2 separate regions of the Homo sapiens genome follow, and region 1 is linked to region 2. A link is a loop called in an ENCODE intact Hi-C map of the cell type or tissue named here. Cell type or tissue: breast epithelium. All regions are shown on one strand. Links, peaks and the distances in the headings refer to the core of each region. The heading gives the core; the rest is flanking DNA. Region 1 overlaps WNT11 (Wnt family member 11). Region 2 holds the start of MAP6-AS1 (MAP6 antisense RNA 1).

What was found. Peaks named below come from ENCODE experiments on the same cell type or tissue, not always from the same donor. Only the 100,000 strongest peaks of a DNase experiment are listed, where the experiment ranks them.
Region 1: it touches region 2 in a loop (11-fold over the local background); 1 of 110 quality-filtered maps calls a loop at or near these places.

What each region holds. Positions count from the first base shown.
Region 1 is chr11:76,196,135-76,198,634 of GRCh38, forward strand. It overlaps WNT11 (Wnt family member 11), which reads right to left. Exons shown (of 5, transcript NM_004626.3): 2 at 349-584. Among named protein-coding and RNA genes, the nearest start is that of WNT11, 9.1 kb to the right of the region's middle. In breast epithelium, for the core only: no CTCF peak of the experiment used is centred there; no DNase peak of the experiment used is centred there.
Region 2 is chr11:75,572,137-75,588,937 of GRCh38, forward strand. SERPINH1 (serpin family H member 1) reads left to right here. Exons shown (of 5, transcript NM_001235.5): 5 at 1-647. It overlaps MAP6 (microtubule associated protein 6), which reads right to left. Exons shown (of 4, transcript NM_033063.2): 4 at 14,782-16,048. The coding sequence ends at 14,923. MAP6-AS1 (MAP6 antisense RNA 1) reads left to right here and starts at 11,060. Exons shown (of 2, transcript NR_145823.1): 1 at 11,060-11,145. RefSeq lists enhancers at 4,371-4,871, 12,094-12,673 and silencers at 5,994-6,162, 11,078-11,187, 11,198-11,347. In breast epithelium, for the core only: no CTCF peak of the experiment used is centred there; a DNase peak (open chromatin) is centred at 4,515; H3K27ac peaks cover 1,325 bases.

The sequences.
Region 1 (2,500 bases), core at 1-2,500, 620 kb after region 2:
AGGAGCCTCCCTGACATGTGGCCTCACGTACAGCAGGCCACAGCCTTGGGTCATTCCTTCATTCATGCATGGGGGCACACAGGTACATGTGCTGTCCAGGCTCCCCTGTGATGATATCGCCACTCATCTGTGTTTACTCGTTTGTGAATTCATGCCTGCACACCCATATTTATGATTAATTCATCCACCCATACCCCATCCATCCATGCCTGTATCCACCCGTCATTCATCCATGAATCCATCATCCACCCACCCATGAACCCATCCCTCCATCTAAACACACACAGATTGATGCCTGAATTCCTTCACCCGCACCCACATGCATTCAGCAGCCTCGCCAGCTCCTACCTCTCTCCAGGTCAAGCAAATAGTTGGGGGCGAGCTCAATGGAGGAGCAGTTCCAGCGCATGTCGGCAAAGGCCCGGCGACAGGCCTTCATGACCTCGCGGGCGGCGTGCACCACCGTGTGCATGAGCTCCAGGTTGCTGCGGCACAGCTGCACCTGTGCAGACACCAGACCCTCCAGCTGCTTGCAGTGTTGCGTCTGGTTCAGTGCCAGGGCCGATGGTGTCTTGGACAGCGCCCTGCACACCATGGAAAGGCCATGACCGATGGAAGGAGAGACAGGGTTGTCAGGGGCCACATGGCCTCCACCCGCCCTTCTGGCCCCAGCCTTTCCCTCAATGGACTTTGCCTCCTGGTTTCCTGGCTCCTTCCAAAAAAGGCTCCCAAACTGTCAGCTGGCAGAGCAGTGGATCCCCCTCACACCCCATGTGACCTTGGGCACATCACCGTCCCTCTCTGGGCCTCAGGCCCTATTCATAACATAGGATCACAACCCCATCCTACCTAAGCTTTAGGATAATTATACTAACAAAACAGCTGTACAGTTCACAAAGCTCACCTCCACCACCTGATTTAGTTCTCACACAGCTGTGAATTATTAGTCTTTATTCAACATTCATTCAACACTGAGCAGCTACGTGCCAGAAACCATGAGAAATGCTAGATTCTTATGATCACAATAATTATACATACTATTAACTGAAGCCTTTCTAGATGCGCTACATGTGGTAGGAGTTTTCCATCATTGTTTCATGTGATTACTAAACCCATTTATTATGTTGTAAAGTCCCATATCCATGCAAGGAATTCCTAATAAAGGATTAAAGAGCCACTCAGTTTTGTGATGACCTGGAACTTGAAAAATTTAGTATCTAATTCAGACTTGGCCATTAACTTGTTGTGTGATCTTAGATAATTCATTGCCCCTCTTTGGGCCTCAGTGTTTGTACTTATAAACCGTATTTCCCAGAATGGGCTCCAGTGAGACACTCTGACAAAAGGGATCCATGTGGGGAACACGATGTACTATGTCCCTGCTTGGAGAGTCAGGATGCACATTTACGTTTTAAAGGTCCTGAGAAGTCCTGCAGCAAAGCAACAGGCTTGGTGTTAAAATTCAACTCAGGGAGTCTATTGAGTACAGTGAGCACAGAGCCCTTTGCTTGAGGCTGCTGACTTCATCCACCTCGTCCGTGCTTTGGGAAACGTTAGCCTGGTGGGTCCCTATGAACCCTGGTGATGTTAGAGGACCCAAGAGCCTCCCAGATCCCAGCTCTGGGCACCTGGGTTCCAAGACTCTAGGACCAGGCCCCTCCTCGATCTGCCGTTCTCCTAGGCCTTCTCTGAGGGCAGCCTGCATCGGCAGCACTTAAGGACCCCACAACCTTAAAGGACTCCACATGGACTCACTCTCAGTGCCCCCACCCACAGCAGAGGCCGTCTGGAACCCAGAGTCAGCTGGCCTTCAGCAACCCAGCAGAGACCCAGGAGCGACAGGGAACCAAGAGGGGGCCATTCTGCAGCCAGAAGTGCTGAGTGCCCCGCCTGCTGTGGACCCAGCGGTCCTCACCCAGGGTCAGGGCTGAGACCTGGCAAGGTAGAGATCCCAGAACCCCTGGGCTGAGTTCTGAGGGAGGCAGCCCATTGCCAAGGGCACTGCACAGGCTTGGGTAGACTCCAGGCTATATCACTCCCCTTGCGACCTTGAGCAAGTCACTTAACCTCTCCTCTCCCATCAACCTCCCAGTATTAACTGAGGGCTTAAATCAGACAATGTGTGTCACACGTTCTGCCCAGGGCTGACACTCTGTGGTCAGTGGTCAGTGATGGAAGCTACTACAGTTACCACCTTGGTGGTCTTTTCCTACCTGTGGGCAGCCTCCCTGGACCTGCCTAGTCAAGGCCAAGGGCTGCTGCTTGACATTCAGGGCCCCTCAAAGCCTGGCCTCCCAGCTCTCGCCAGCCTCCCATCCTCATCCTGACATCCAGCTACACCAGGTTCTTGACTTCTCTGAAAGGAACTGTCTTGCCACCATGCCTTTGCCCAAGCTTTTCCTGATGCCAGGAATGCCTTTCCCCCTGCTTCTGGACATGAATGAACTTGATCTGCTTGTGGAAGAAGTATTTACTAAGCACCAACTCTTCCCAGACTCAT
Region 2 (16,801 bases), core at 3,207-5,706:
ATGGGTGCTATTGGGGTTGGGGGGGAGGTGAGGTACCAGCCTTGGATACTCCATGGGGTGGGGGTGGAAAAACAGACCGGGGTTCCCGTGTGCCTGAGCGGACCTTCCCAGCTAGAATTCACTCCACTTGGACATGGGCCCCAGATACCATGATGCTGAGCCCGGAAACTCCACATCCTGTGGGACCTGGGCCATAGTCATTCTGCCTGCCCTGAAAGTCCCAGATCAAGCCTGCCTCAATCAGTATTCATATTTATAGCCAGGTACCTTCTCACCTGTGAGACCAAATTGAGCTAGGGGGGTCAGCCAGCCCTCTTCTGACACTAAAACACCTCAGCTGCCTCCCCAGCTCTATCCCAACCTCTCCCAACTATAAAACTAGGTGCTGCAGCCCCTGGGACCAGGCACCCCCAGAATGACCTGGCCGCAGTGAGGCGGATTGAGAAGGAGCTCCCAGGAGGGGCTTCTGGGCAGACTCTGGTCAAGAAGCATCGTGTCTGGCGTTGTGGGGATGAACTTTTTGTTTTGTTTCTTCCTTTTTTAGTTCTTCAAAGATAGGGAGGGAAGGGGGAACATGAGCCTTTGTTGCTATCAATCCAAGAACTTATTTGTACATTTTTTTTTTCAATAAAACTTTTCCAATGACATTTTGTTGGAGCGTGGAAGAAGATTGGATCAGGAGATTCTTACACCATTCTTCCCAGGGGACAAGGTCTCCTGTTAAGGCAGACTCGCTACTGATGGCTCATATCAGGCCCTGGAATGCTGGCAGATCGCTGGCAGATCACTGTGCAGACAGCGCCAAGTGGCAGGTGCATTCCGTGCTGACCCGGGAAATGGTTCTGGCTCTGGCAGCCCTGGAGAAGTAGCAGCTGCAGGACCTGAATGAGAGCACTGGACCTGGAGCCAGTCTTCAGCCTCTTCGCCTTTCTTTCTTTACCCTTTTTTTAAGATGTGAATCTTGCTATATTGCCCAGGCTGGACTCAAACTCCTGGGTTCCAGCGAACCTCCTTCCTCAGCCTCCTGAGTAGCTGGGACTACAGGCAGGGCTATGGGCATGAGCCACTATGCCCAGCTCCCCTAGCCTTTCCTTGCACGCTGACCTCATGCTACATCCAGGGCTACAGGTACAAACTCAGGCACACATTTAGTAAGTTGCCTGGCTTTGGGCTGGGCTTTGGAAGGAGATTGTGGGGATCCTTGCCCTTAGGTGGCCCGAAGTGTTGGATTTGTAGCAGGGGAGGAGGAGGCACCCAACACGGTCCTTTTTGACACAGTCCTCCGGTTGGATGCCTCATGGTCCTTAGGGCTCCTGACACCGTACCTTAGGGAGAGAGAGGGATGCACGGAACAGAGCCAGTGGCCAGGGAGGCAGAGGAGCAGAGGATATTGGGCTGGAGGCCCATTTCTGCTGCCTGCTGGCCTTTTAACCTAGGACAGGTCATTTTTCTCTCTGGGCACGTCCAGCTTTCCTCTGCCAAAGATTGTGACCTGGGGGTTGTTGGTTCAGGAAGGGACCCCTTACCTGGCTGAGCAATCCAGCAGTAGCCACCAAGATGTACATGGGTCTGCAGAAGGGCCAGCTGATTCACTCCCATCATTGCCACGACAGAGTTTCAGCAAGACTGCTCAGAGTCCCAGGGCCATCCTGTGCTTCGGCTCAATCATTCAGATCTCTATCCTCAAGGGGCTTTGTCTAGAGGTGGAGACTTAGGGATAGGGTACTCAGTGCTCACTGTGTTCCAGGCACCTGGATCATTCTGTTCCAGGTGTGCCACGCTTGTCCCCCTGCCTCAGGGACTTTGCACTAGCTGTCCTTTCTGCCTGGCAGGCGGTTCTTGTAGATGTTTGCAGGGTTGCTTTTTGTCATCCAGGATTCAGCGTAAACGTCTGCTCAGAGAGGCCTTCCCTGACCACCCTACACAAGCAGTCCCTCTCCCACCTCAGTTTCTCTACCATGATTTCTCACTTTACTGACTCCTTAGCACTATGAAATTACCCACTTAAGACTTCCCTGCCTGCCTCCCCTCTTAGAATGGAAGCTCCATGAAGAGAGGGTCCATGGCTGTTTGTCTATTGCAGCAAATCCTGCACCTAGCTTTAGCATCATGCACATATCGAGGAAGGCTCCCAGGAGGAGGTGATATGGGGGCTGCTTTAAAGGGTGAGTAGGCATTTCTGGATCAGAATAATGCTTTGAGTGCAACCAGCTGGTACGCCTTTGTGTTTTGCTCTTCCTATGTGCCAAATACTTAATATGTACAATTTTATCCAAGCTTCCTAACAGCTTGGCTAGTTAGGTAGGGATTGTCCCCATCTTACAGGTGAGATAACAGGCTGAGCAGTTAAGTGAGCTGCCTGAGGCCCTACAGTCAGTGGGGGCCGAGCTGGGACTAGATCCTAGTCGGTTGGGTAGTTGCTTCGCCACATAGGAAGGGCAGGAGAGGCCCCTAACACAGTGCCTGGAACCCAGCACTGAGCACAGATTCTAGTAATGAAGGCATGTTAACTTGCATACGATCTGTATCCATCTCTCTTAATCCTTGCAATAGCCCCGTTAGGTGGGAAGTCATCCTAACTTTACAAGGTGTAGCTCAGAGAAGGCAGAGACTGGGCTGGAACCCAGGCCTCCTGGCCCTGAAGTTCAGCCTGTGACAGCTCCCCCACCAAGTGGGAATGGGCAGTAAAATAAGCCAGGCCCGGGTGTGGGGCCACCGAGAGGACCCAAAGGGGGTCTTGAGGCCACGCTCCTCCATCCTGACTCAGGTGGGGAGGGTGGTAAGAGGTCTGTGCTGTTGCATCTCAAACACCCGTCCGTGAGGACTGGAGTTGCTGGTGTGTGAGTGGCAGTGCAGGTGGCAGAGGTGGGTGAGTTAGGGGTGGGGTGGGGTCTAGAGGTTGGTCCAGCCAGTGTTGCTGCCCCCCAGTGCCCCATCACTGCCCTGTGTGGAGCTTTCCTGCTGCCTGGAGGCCATTGGAGGGATTACCCTGTTATTCTCACCCTGGTGCTTGTTAAAGTCTTGGGAGATAATAAGCCTGTTGGATTGTGCGGGTCCCAGATGTGGATGCGGATTAGCCTTCTCCTGAGTGCCTACTGTGTGCCTGGCACTGCCATGTATGATTTCATTTACTTTTCAGACTTCCCTCCAGAGTAGCTATTACTGCTCCATGTTATGGACAAGAAAACTGGGGCTCAGAGAGGGGAAGTGACCAGCTCAAGGCCACCCAGCAGGACAGTGACAGAGCTTGGCTCACATGGGAACCCAGGTTTCCTGGCTGTAGAGGAAGGAGAAGTTACTGACGTGTGTGAGCTCCATGCTCCACAGTTTGCAGGGGGCGGTCACCCATCTTTTCCCCAGTCCCTGCAGCACGGGGCTTGTTGTCCTGACACTCCAGCTGTGACCTCTGCGACAGCATGCCCTTGTCTGCCTGTGTCCTGCTGCATCCCCGCACTTAACACAATGCCCGGCACACAGGAGGCGCCTAATAAATGCACCTTCTAAGGAAGCAGTCTAGTGGGAGCTGTGGTGTTTAGCAGCAGAGGCGTTGGAGCCTGACAGACCTGACGGGCGTCCCAGCTCTGCCACTTCCTAGCAGTGTGACCATGGGTCAGTTACTTACCTTCTCTGAGCTTCAGTTTCCTCAGTAGTAAGGTGGAAATGATAACAGTACTTACCTCATAAGGTTGTGGTGAAAGTTAAATGAGGTAATCCATGGTACTTGGCAAATACATAGCCAATAAACATTATTAGTAGTTACTAATAAGAGAAGGTAGTGATTCAAAATCATACAGCAGAGCTGGGATTTGAGCCTACCTCTCTGCAACTGTAAAAAGCCTGACCCCTTCCATTATGCCACAGTGCCTTGGGTTCAGGCTGGGCTGAAGTGTCAGGGGAGACTCCTGGAAGAAGGGGCTGGAGCTGGACGACAAGAAGGAAAGAAGCATTCCAGATGTGAAGAACAGCTGGAACAGAGGTGCAGCAGTTGCGATGGGCAGGGTGATCGTGGAACACAGGGAGGGGGGTGGTGAGGAGGGCTGAAGTGGGAGATGGAGGATTGAACTGCTACATGATGGGAACCCCCTGGATAAGGCACTCAGAGGGTCAGTGAGCATTATTAGAGGCAGGACAGATGGCCCTCGCCACTCAATCCCTCTGAATTTCCCAATCCTCTGTCCCGCCACTCCCGCTAACTCTACAGCCCCTCTCAGTTCTCACCATCTCCCCTTCCCATTTGCCCATGCTGTCTCCTCTGCCTGGTCCCAGGCCCCTCCCATCTCTGCCTGTTGAGCCCCCTCATCCTTAGAGGCCTATTTCAAAGGATACTATAACCCCCAGGGAACCTTCCAGGCCCCTAGACAGAAGCATGACAGCATGCACAGCAGCATCCCTTCAGGTGCCCTGGAGACACACCATCCTTCATGCATCTTGCTGCCGTCTTCCGTTTTCTCAAGTGTGACTTTTCTCAGTCTGCTCAGCCCCACCACGTGGTCGTCTCCAGTGCCCCATCCCTCGGGGCGCACCCAGTTCACACTGACCCGCCTGGCTGCTCCAGCAAGAATGAGGAAGTGGCTTTGTATTGAAAAGACCCACGCTGAGAAGTGGACAGCTCTTTTCCTTTCTTTTTTTCCATGTCATTTCTCCATTTACCCATTCTTGGTGTAAGCAGAGGTCCCAAGCTCAGCAGGGGAAACTCCAGGCAGAGGAGAGTGCACTGAGCCACATTTTCTGACTTCCTTTTTTTTTTTTTGAGACTCACTCTGTTGCCAGGCTAGAGTGTAGTGGCATAATCTCGGCTCACTACGACCTCCGCCTCCCAGGTTCAAGAGATTCTCCTGCCTCAGCTTCCCAAGTAGCTGGGACTACAGGCACGCACCACCACACCCAGCTAATTTTTGTATTTTTAGTAGAGAGGGCGTTTCACTATATTGGCCAGGATGGTCTCAATCTCTTGACCTCGTGATTCACCCGCCTGGGCCTCTCAAAGTGCTGGGATTACAGGTGTGAGCCACCGCACCCAGCCTTCTGATTTCTTAAGACATGAATTTGAGGCTGCCGTTGCCAAATTACGTAGTCAATTTATCAGTTGAATTCATAGGACTGCTCTGTCTCAGGTGAAACTTAGGGCACTGACCTCGATGAGAATGAGACAGTGTCATATGGGAAGATATGGACAATTTAGAGGCCCCCCCCCGCCCCCGCCCCCGCCCCCGCCCCAACAACATCTACTCCACCGCGCCTCCTAGTGGCAGAAGCAGTCCTTGCTCCTCTACCTGCGGAGGCTCCTGCTGCCTTGCCCGAAGATCTTGCAATGACCTTGCCTGGAAGTTATCCTGCAGCGTTTTAGTTATTTATTGCTGAGTAACAGGCCACTCCACATGTAGTGACTTAATTGGGTTTGCTCAGATGACTGCAATCACTGGATGCTGGGCTCAGCTGGGATAGTTGGAATGGCTGATGCTGGGCCTCTCTGTCTACAGCATCCTCCTTCCCAGTTTCTTCATGGCACGGTGACCTCAGGATTCCGGGAGAATGGAGGCAGGAGCTAAGCATCTGAGGCCTGGGCTCTGCAACTTGCATTATGTCACTTATAATACATTCTCCTGGTTAAAGCTAGTCATCAGGCCAACCCAGATTCAAAGCGTGAAAACTAGACTCCTCTTCTGGAGCATAATATGGTGGGCATCTGTCACCTGAGGAGAGGCCAGTTCTCTTCATGCCCCACTCACGTTGTCTCCAGCCCCATCATGGATAGATCCTTGCCTGCCTAATTCCTGAGTCAAGTCTGGGAGGAGGCAGCACACACATCAAAAGAATTGCAAGATTTTGCTAACTTATATCAGCAAAAATCTGGATAGCGTATATCAGAATGTTTTCTGTGGGTGCTAATCCAGGGACGGAGGAATATGACTTTCACCGGGCTGAATTTATTAATATAGGTACATTTAGCTGAGATTCTAGATTCAATGTGCCAGTGTGAGCAGCTAGGAGTGGTTTTGTTTGCTTAACTGGTTGACTGACTCCTGGATTCAATCAAGGCCTGTGCTCATTGAAATTGAGATGCCAGAAGTTCCTCGTTTTAATATAGAAGATGCAATCCAAAGACCAAGGGAGGGAGGAATGTTGAGGTGACTGTTCCCTGTGTGGCCCACTCCCTCTCCTTGGCTAAGCTCCACATGCCTAACTTCCTCTTGTACAGAAAGACCCCCTTCACCAAGGCACCCAGAAACACATGAGTGAGGGAAGCATCTCTGAAGCATGTTGCAGCACTTGCTCTCTGTGGGCTCGGCATACTGGTGGGAGATGCTGCCATGAAAATGGACTCCATGATTTCAGTGGAAATGATAGGACCCCAGGGGAGCAGAGGGCGAGCAGCACTCGACCACCCAGGACATCAGACCTCAGGTGGCAATAAGCATGTTCTGACCATAGATGTCTTCAGCAAAGGCTGATCAATCAAGGACCAAATAAGACCAAGGAGACCAAACAGATGGGCAGCTCTTAAGGTCCTCCTTAATCTCTCTTTCTCTTTTTTTTTTTAGATGGGAGTGCAGTGATGCGATCTCGGATCGCTGCAACCTCCACCTCCTGGGTTCAAGTGATTCTGCTGCCTCAGCCTCCCTAGTAGCTGGGATTACAGGCATGCACCACTACACCCAGCAAATTTTTGTATTATTAGTAGAGACAGGATTTCACCATGTTGGCCAGGCTGGTCTTGAACTCCTGACCTCAGGTGATCCACCCACCTTGGCCTCCCAAAGTGCTGGGATTACAGGTGTGAGCCACCGCACCTGGCCCTCCTTAATCTCTATAACAGAAACAGGAAATCAAAACAACCAACAAACAAACACAAACCCTCTAGAGCTGGCAAGTGGAAGCTTGACTTGAGCCACTAAGAACAAGATCTCAACCTCTCACCCAAAGTCCCTAGAATGAAAGAGAGGCCAGTACCCTTCAGAAAAGCCCCTTGAATAGCACCAGAGATACATACTGTAAATCATTCCTTCAGCCTTCTGCAAACGGTCCTGGGCCATTTGCCAGAAAACTGTGCTCTGTGGAAAGAAAATACTCAAATTTTTCAGGGATTAGTGGATGTTAAGTCTATTTAATGTTAATTCCTGAGGACCCAGAAAGCTGCTGTGTAGAGGCTCAGGTTGGTCAGGTAATAATTGGAGTTTTGACCCAAGTGCAGTGGGACCCTGAACCCATTCTGCAATTATTATTATTTTTTTTTTACTTTCATGATATATAATTGGAATTACAGGTAGAATTCATACATGAGCCTCCAGACCTGTGGAATAAGCGTAATTATGGCAAAATGATCAAGTGGAAACCCCTCAATCTCCTCCTTCTTACCAAAATAATACACCAATAATAAATTCTGGGGAGTAACAGGAACTTGTGCCACCATCAAAGACTTGAAAGATGCAAAGGTGGTTTCTGTCACATTTCATTTAACTCATCTATTTGGTCTGTGCAGAAGGCACGGGTCTTGGAGAATGACAGGTCATTACTGTAAGCTTACTCAGGTGGTGAGTTCAGTTGCAGATGCTATTATTCCAGGTGTGGTCTTTTTATGGGAATTATAATTGTTTTTTTGTCACAATGTAAAACTATCTGATGAGTTATGTTTTCTTGTCCTCTACAGACAGTCCCCTTAGCAGTTTTCTTTCTGTTGGCAGGGATAGCAGTACACCTTTCTCATCTTGTCTTGAAACTCCTCAAGTCTCTGATTTTCTATGTAGATTTTGATCATCCTCCCATATCACAGGCCATTATATTTGTCCACTACATTGATTATACTATGTTGCTAGGATTGGGAGAAGGAGAAGCAGTGGGTACTTCAGATGCATCAATAAGACATAAGTGTGCCTAAGAATGGAAGTAAGTTTCATGAGAACATAGGGGCCTGCCAACCACGTGAAGTTCCTGGGTGTTCAGTGATCTGGATCCCTGCAAAATGAAAGACAACTTGCTGGGCTTTCTGCCTCTTACTGCTAATAAGCACAACACTTCTTGGGCTTCTATGTATTCTGGAAGCAAAATATATTGGTGTGTTTCTCTGATCCTTATAAGGTTATTGAGTAACCTATAAGGCTGCAGGGTTGGAGTGGGGTCCAGAGAAAAGGAAAGTTTCCAGGTGGTCCAGAATGAAAGGCAAGCAGCTCTGCCACATGGCCCTGATAGCCCAGCCGATCCCAAGATGGCTCAAGTGTCTGCGGCAGATGGGATGGTATTTGAACCCATGGCAAACTCTGATAGAAGAATCAAAATGGAGTATCTACAATTTAGGAGTGAAGCCTGGTGCTCCTTAGCAAGCAGTTTTCCTCCTTTTGGGGAAGGACTCTTGGCTCACTGCTGGCTGGGCTTAGCTGACAGTGGTCTCAGTGTGGGAGGCACCAAGGGATTGTGAAAGTAATTAATGACTGTAACACACAGTGTGTTCTTTTCTCAGGGATACTTGGGTTATATGTGCTCAGTGGTTGCTAAATGAGATGTCAGTAAATTATGCATCAGGTATGAAAACACACTTGACTTCTCTCCTTTCTTATCCCCCTTATCCGAAATCGGGCTTCTGTTTCTTCTACTCTAGAGAGTCTACAATTGCCAAAGTCAGTGATCTCTTTATTGCTACTTTAAAAAAAACTAATTTCAGCCGGATGCAGTGGCTCATGCCTGTAATCCCAGCACTTTGGGAAGCCGAGGCGGGCAGATCGCGAGGTCAAGAGATCGAGACCATCCTGGCCAACATGGTGAAACCCCATCTCTACTAAAAATACAAAAAATTAGCTGGGCATGGTGGCATGCGCCTGTAGTCCCAGCTACTCGGGAGGCTGAGGCAGGAAAATCACTTGAACCTGGGGGGCGGAGGTTGCAGTGAGCCGAGATCACACCACTGCACTCCAGCCTGGCAACAGAGTGAGACTCCATCTCAAAACAACAACAACAACAAAAAAAACTAATTTCGCGCCTATGAAAAAAATTCCAACATACATGACAATTAAATAATAGTACACATAGCTGGGCACGGTGGCTCACGCCTGTAATCCCAGCACTTTGGGAGGCTGAGGCGGGCAGATCCTGAGGTCAGGAGTTCAAGACCAGCCTGACCAACATGGTGAAATCCTGTTTCTGCTAAAAATACAAAAATTAGCTAGGCGTGGTGGTGTGCGCCTGTAGTCCCAGCTACTCGGGAGGCTGAGACAGGAGAATCACTTGAACCTGGGAAGCGGAGGTTGCAGTGAGCGGAGATTTCACTACCACACTCCAGCCTGGCCGACAGAGTGAGACTCCATCTCAAAATAAATAAATAATAGTACCCATCACAAAACTTCAATATGTAACGACATTTTGCCCATTTTGTTCAACAGATTCTAAATCCATATTGCAGGGAAGCCGTTATGGTCTCTAACCCTGTTAACTCTTCATCCTTGATGTCTTCCCCAAGGTGACATTCCTTTCTAGTTTTCTTCTGACTCCTCTGCTGCTTTAGGGCAGCCTCCACTTGGGGGCTCCTTCTTTTGCCTGTCCCCTGAATGTGGGTGTTTCCCAGCGCTCTGACCTGACCCCATCCGTCTCTCGCTTTCCACACTCCTGCTGGGTAAACTCACCCTCTCTCATAGCCTTTTTACCTTCTGTGGGTTGGCGAGGCTCACATTTCAATGAGGTCTGCATCTCCGCCTTCAGCTCAGACCCTTTTCCCAGTCTCAGACCACCATGTCCAGAAGTCTGGACACCAAATTGAGTCCATCCTCCTGCCAAAACAAGCTGTTTCCTGGATTCCCATTAATCCACACAACAATAGAGATCTACTCATATTTATTAGATACCAATTTTTATGTAAGAAAAAAATGTAAGATTCTGGAACAAGCCAAAGAAATTACTGCTACATGAAAAAGATGGACAATAACAAGTGTTGGTAAGGATGTGGAGAAACTGGAACCCTCCTACACTGTGGGTGGGAATGTAAAACAGTGAAGCCCTGGCCCACCCAGAACCAGAATAAACGCCGTAGAGGATTTTTCCCCTTTTCCCCCCACTTCAAGAGATGGGCTCTTGAGCACAGTAGAATGATCAGAGCTCACTGCAGCCTTGAGCTCCTGGGTTCAAGCCTCAGCCTCCGAAATAGCTGGAACTACAGGCATGCACCACCACACCCAGCAGAGGATGTTGAACTGATGGCCCAAGGTGGAGAGGGAGTGAAAGTGCAGGTGCTTTGATGGATGAGGGATGGAGTGGCTTCCCTCCGGGAATGAAGGTGTGCAGAAAGGGCCACGCGCCTGCGGGCTGGGTTGCAGGGCCTCTGAGGGATGGGCTCAGATGTGGAAGCTATAGGAATGCCTGGGCAAACTGGGCAGAAATACCACAACCTGGGCAGGCTTTGGGAGGTCCCCAGCCAAGCCCTAGGGAGAGGGAGAGGGGCTGCCAGCCCCCCGGCTTGGGCTCAGGGAAGCCATAGTGATTCTTCTCAGGATGGCCTGAACCTCCTGGAATTGTGATAAGCCCCAAAGACAGGATGAGGCTCCAGGAAAATGACTAATATCAGATTTCCTGTCAACCGTGGCAACGAGAGAAGGGGGCTCCCAGTCTATTTAATTAGATTTACCAAAATAAAGACGTGGCATTTCTTACACCTGAGTGCCATGCTGTGATGCATAGACTGAATTACAAATTGTGAGATGGGTGAGGTAAGAGGGGGTGGCCATAGAGATAGTGAAAAGTGGGCAAATTTGCTATTTAGCAGGAAGGCCAGGCAGGTCTTACTGATAGTTTGGAAGCTGAGGGTCGGAGACTGGTACTGAAAAGGATTTCCCGGTTTCTGGCTGAGAACTGGGTCAACCCGAGTGCATTCCCACCCACTTCCTCTAGACCATCCATCCACTCAGCGGCACAGACTCCCGAAAGTGTCGCTCCAGTCCGAGTTGGCTCCTGTCCCTTGTCCACATAGACCGTCTCCCCGCTCCCCCAATATGGCACAAGGTGCCTAGGCCGTGTGGGGCGTCGGCAGGTATCACGGGTGGGGTCCATTGTGTGAGGACTAACATCGCGGCCTTTCCCCAGACCAGCCACCGGGGACTCCAGAGAGGCCTCGGCCCAGCTCCCGGAAAGGGTCTCCCAGCCAGGCCTTCTAGCGGCCCAAAGCGGGTAGGCAGAGCGCAGATACCGGGGCCTCTTTCGCCCACCCTCGCCAGGGCACTATCCTTCCCACCGGCCCGATCCCGCGTCCCGAGGTCTCGCGGGGCCAGGCTGCACGGGCGGCGGAGCCCGGAGCCCGGGGCGGGGCCGGAGATGAGCCTGCAGGCGGGGGGCTGTGCGAGTGCGCGGGGACGGGGGCTGCTGTTTCCGAGCCGAGAGCCCTGGTAGCGGGGCTCTGTGGGCGGAGACGCCCTCCCGAGCCTGGGCATCTTCGGAGTGGGACTCTCGGGTCGGAGTTCCGCCGCCGGCCCATCCAGTTTCAGCGGGTCGCCTTTGCCTCTGGGCCGGGTGGGGAGCCTCCCATTCCAGAGACCCCCCGACTCCCTGCCCCTCGCGGCGTAGGGGCGCCCTTTCTGCGGCGCCGCGGGGCCGTCCTCTCCCCTCCCCGGGCGGCTGCAGCAGGGGCGCGGGAGCCCGCGGACTGCGGGGTTGCGGTCGCCCCTGCTTTGTGAGTTCCCGCAGCTGGGAGGAAGAAGGAGAGGAGGGAGGAGGGAGAGGTGGGGAAGGGGACGCCGCGGGAGACTGGGAAGTGGCTGCCGCAGGGAGGAGCTAGGCCTCGAGTGAAGCCTGCTTGTAAGAAGGGCCAGGAGAGTCGGGTGCGCCCCCGCCCTCCCTGCCCCACCCCAAGATGGGGACCCAGAGCCCCTCCTCCCGCACTGGGCCTTCTTTCTGGGTAGTGGAGGGCTGGACTGGACTGAGCTGGGAAGGCCTGCAGCTCAGAGGCGCTGCTCTGTGCGTCAGGACCGGCTTGCAAATGAAGATGTTGAGGGGCTGGCTCTGGGCTCATAGCAGAAACTGCCAGATCTAGCGGCCACCCCTCAGTCCTCATCTGCGCCGGCCCTCCCAGCTTTCGACCCGGCCTCACTGTCTCCTGATTGAATCACTCCGGGCACCACAGTTCCCTGGTTCCTCCTTACAGCTCCGGGCCAGCCCCTCTGAACTTTTTCTGGGCGATTCTCTCTGACCTCTTAAGTCCGCAACGCTTGGAACAGGACCCACATCTCTTTCCATTCTGACACTCTCTGAGGGAGCGCAGCGTCCTTCATGTGGGGCTTGTGACCATCCTCCCCCCAGCCCCAGGGCAGCTGACTACCAGGCCCTGTTTCCAGACGTCTCTTCAGAGGTCAAGCCTTGGTAGCCAGTGGCCTGGACATCTGCCCCCGGGTGTCTCGGAGGCCCTCAGGGAAACCTTGTTCTGCTTCTCAGAGATGGCGCCACGGTTCGCTTGGCCTGTGGAAACGTGTGTGTCATGGGACCTGGTGTGTGGGTCAGAGGAAGGACTGGGAGGAGGAGGAAGGTGTCCACATGCGATTTTTTTTTTTGAGACAGAGTCTCGCTCTATCGCCCGGGCTGGAGTGCAGTGGCTAGATCTCAGCTCACTGCAATCTCTGCCTCCCAGGTTCAAGCGATTCTCGTGCCTTAGCCTCCCAAGTAGCTGGGATTACAGGTGCCTGCCACTACACCCAGCTAATTTTGGTATATTTAGTAGAGACAGGGTTTCACCATGTTGGTCAGGCTGCTCTTGAACTCCTGACCTCAAATAATCCACCCACCTCGGCCTCCCAAAGTCCTGGGATTACAGCCGTGAGCCATCGAGCCCGACCTTCACACGCAATTCTTTAGCCTCAATGTGGCCTTGTCTTATCTTCAGGTTTCTGACTATTGGAGCTCATATGGCAGCAAGCTCTGAGGGCTACTTTTGTGTTGGGCCAAAAAAAGCCAACCTCACTGTGAAGAAACGTCTCTCTCTCTCTTTCTCTGTGTGTGTGTGTGTGTGTGTTTGTGTGTGTATAGACAAAACCCTAGTGCTGTTGGGAACGGGGTGAGGAGGCAGGCTTGGGGCCAGTTGGATGGGGAAGGCTTGCTTAGAAAACTAGACTATTTGGGTGTCCTCCATACTGTATTTCCTCTGATGATTTTCCTGTAAGAACTGAGCTGAGCTCCTTTGAAAGGGATAGCAGTATTCCTTGGGAGCCAGCTTTGGTGGGGGCAACTGGTGGAGCCTCCACCCTAGCTTCTTGGGGGCTCTGGGCTTTGAAAGGGAGGCTGTAATATGGCCTTGCGGCCCCTGCCAGTGGCATCCCGGCCGGACCCATCTTTGACTGAGGCTGAGCCCCAGGCCCGCTGGCAGCTCCCAGCCGTCCTCCCCACAGCCTGGCTGTGGCTGTTCCTCGGCCTGCCAGCCCCACAATCACAGCCCACAGGACGCACCCCCACTCCCTCCCTGATTTCCTGGAATTCAGAAAATGGATCACCCCTGCCTCGTCCTAGTTTTCCACCCCAGAGACCTGCCATACCCTTGGTCAAGTCCTCATGCAAACCAGATTCCTTTCATTCAAGGACTTTCAGAGGGAGCGTTACCCGGTCCTCAGCCACACCCATGCCGCCCTGTCTGCCCTGTCTGGACTGCCTAGACTCCATCAGAACTCCACAGCCACTTTCTCTGGAAAGCCTTCCTGGCTGCTCTTGCCAGGTGTTCTCTCTTCACTGGCCTCTCAAAGCCAGGTCTTGACTTGTCCTAGGGCCTCATCCCATACCATGTTTTATTGTCATAATATTCTTTCCCATAGTGACCCCAGTGCTCAGCACTGAGCCTGGCACAAAGTGCATGCTAAGGACAAGCTTGCTGCACGGAGAAATGAATGGGGACTTCAGATATACATACACACACACACACATATATATATACACGTATATATATATATATATATATATATACGTGTATATATATATATACGTGTATATATATATATACACACACACATACATACATACACATACACACGCTTTTTTTTTTTGAGACCGAGTCTCGCTCTGTCGCCCAGGCTGGAGCCAGGCTAGAGTGCAGTGGCACAATCTCGGCTCATTGCAACCTCTGCCTCCCAGGTTCAAGTGATTCTCCTGCCTCAGCCTCCTGAGTAGCTGGGTTTACAGGTGCCTGCCACCGCACCCAGCTAATTTTTTTATTTTTAGTAGAGACAGGGTTTTTACCATGTTGGCCAGGCTGGTCTCGAACTCCTGACCTCAGGTGATCCACCCACCTAAGCCTCCCGAAGTGCTGGGATTACAGGCGTGAGCCACTGTGCCTGGCTCTAGGTATATTCTTTAGAAGCTCTCAGTTGAGCTGTCATGGATATTGAATGAGGATTAGCAGGTGTTAGGTTATACAGTGTCCTGAGACTTATGATCAGAGCCTGGTTTCCTCAAGAAGTTTGACCCCTGGATGAGCTTTAAGGCTGAGCTCTTGGCAAACAACTGTCATCCAGAATTCCCCTGTGCCAGGTGGGTCCCTGCTCCTGTTTCATCTGCAGGCTTCAACTCAGCTACCCAGGGCTCAGCCTGCTGGGATTTGGCACCTCTTGTGAGGCTGTCATGGTATCTGACCCTTGCCTTATCCTGCCCACCTCCGTGATGGGGTCCTGTTTCCATCTAGCATCGCCTACCCACTCCCATCTCATGCTGACAACTCACAGGAACTGGTGCTTCTCAGACCCCTCTGGTCCAGACGGGTGAATGCAGAGCCTGACAGGCCCACCTATACACATGTATGCACCCCTGCCCAACAGAGACAGAGAGAAACATTGCTGAGCCAGAGGGACCATTTTTATTAGATTCCAGCAAGACTACTGTACATGTTTCATGCAGATTAAATATGTGTCTTCACTGCCCCTGGGAGGGGAGCACTCTCACTGTCAGCTCCTTCATTGGTGTGTCAAGGGGTGAGTGTCAAGGGGAGCTCTCAATGTATTCCGTATGGGGGGCAGTTGGGATCATGACTCGGGGTAGAGGTGAGACAGTAGGTAGCTGAGGGTCCCTGGGACCTTGAGTCTTCAGAGGTTCAGGGACTGCAGGACCTTGGTCCTTTGCTGGTACTGGCACCAGAGGATCTTGATCCTTCAGAGGCACTGGGACTATAGGAACTTGATTCTTCAGAGGTTCAGGGACTATACGACCTTGATTCTTTGGAGGCTGTAGGACTGTGGGGCCTTGATCCTTAACTAGTACTGGGAGAATGGGGTCTTGATTCTTCACGGACTCGGGGACCACAGGACCTTGATTCTTTACAGGTGCCACAACTGCAGAATCGTGAACCTTTGCATGCTCTGGGACTACAACATCTTGATCCTTGACTGGCCCTGAGACCACTAAACCTTGATTCTTTACAGGCTCAGAGACCATGGAACCTTGATTCTTTATGGGTGCTGTGGCCATGGCACTTTCATCCTTCGGATGCTCTGGGACCATGGGATCTTGATCCTTGATAGGTGCTGAGACCATGGGACCTTCATCCTTGACAGGTGCTGGGACTATGGGACCTTCACCCTTGACAGGTGCTGGGACTATGGGACCTTGATCCTTGACAGGTGCTGAGACCATGGGACCTTGATCCTTGACAGATGCTGAGACCATGGGACCTTCATCCTTGACAGGTGCTGGGACCATAGGAGCTTGATTCTTCACAGGCTCAGGAATCCTAGGACCTTGATCCTTTAGAGACTCTGGTACCACAGAGCCTTGATCCTTAACTTTTGCTGGAACCATAGGACTTTGATTCTTTGGAGGAACTGGGACCGAGGGACCTTGGTCCTTGACTGGTGCTGAGATAACAGGGCTTTCATTCTTTAAAGGCTCAGGGACCGTGTGATCTTGATCCTTGACTGGTAATGGGATCATGGGACCTAGATCCTTTGGAGGCCCTGGGACCACAGAACCTTGCTTCTTCAGAGGCTCTTGCACCATAGGACCTTGACCTTTCAGAAGGCCTGGGACCACAGAACCTTGATCCTTGTCTGGCTCTGTGGCTACAGGACCTTGAGTCTTACTTGAATCACTGACGGGTTGAGCCAGGCTCCTGCAAAGGAGAGAGAGGTGATCACTGTGAGAGTAGAGCTCAGGCAGGGACAGGGCAGAGTACAGATTGCCTAATAAGTCTTGGCCTAGTGGAGCCTGGGCCGGGCAGCTCTTGCTGGAGAGCCAGGAGAATATGATTTCTGTGTTCTTAGTACAGAATGTGGGCGGGGGTGAGGGAGGGGGGTGAGGTGAAGGCTCAGGAATCAGTCATTCAATGTGCTTGCCAATTGATTATAACCTGCACGTGGCACAGGGGGTGGCACGCTGGTGACAATGGCAGTACTGTAGCTGGACTCGGAGTCATCCAGTAGGCATCCCAGCAGCCCGTCCACCCCACATTCCATCCAGGTCCCTACTTTTTCTTCTAGGATCGTTGGGCCCATCCTGGGAGCCCCATCTCAGCTGCCCACCAGATGCCCCCACAGGCCAGGGTGCTCTTTTCTTGTTCTCAGGGCCTTCAAAGTTCTTTTGCCTCCCTGACTCCCTGACCCCCTTGTTAAGTGCTGGCTGCAAGAAGGGGCAAGGGGTCCATGGCATACCAGGAAAGGAAGCAGTGGGAATGCCCCTCTCTCCCTCTCCTGCAAGGGGAAAAGTATTTTATCACTGACATTGTATAGAATGAGCAGCATATAGTGATAATAAAAAGCAGGCCAGCTATTAGTTTTTTGTTATTTGTTTTTGTAGAGACGGGGCCTCACTATGTCACCTAGGCTGTTCTCCAGCTCCTGACCTCAAGTGATCCTCCCACCTCAGC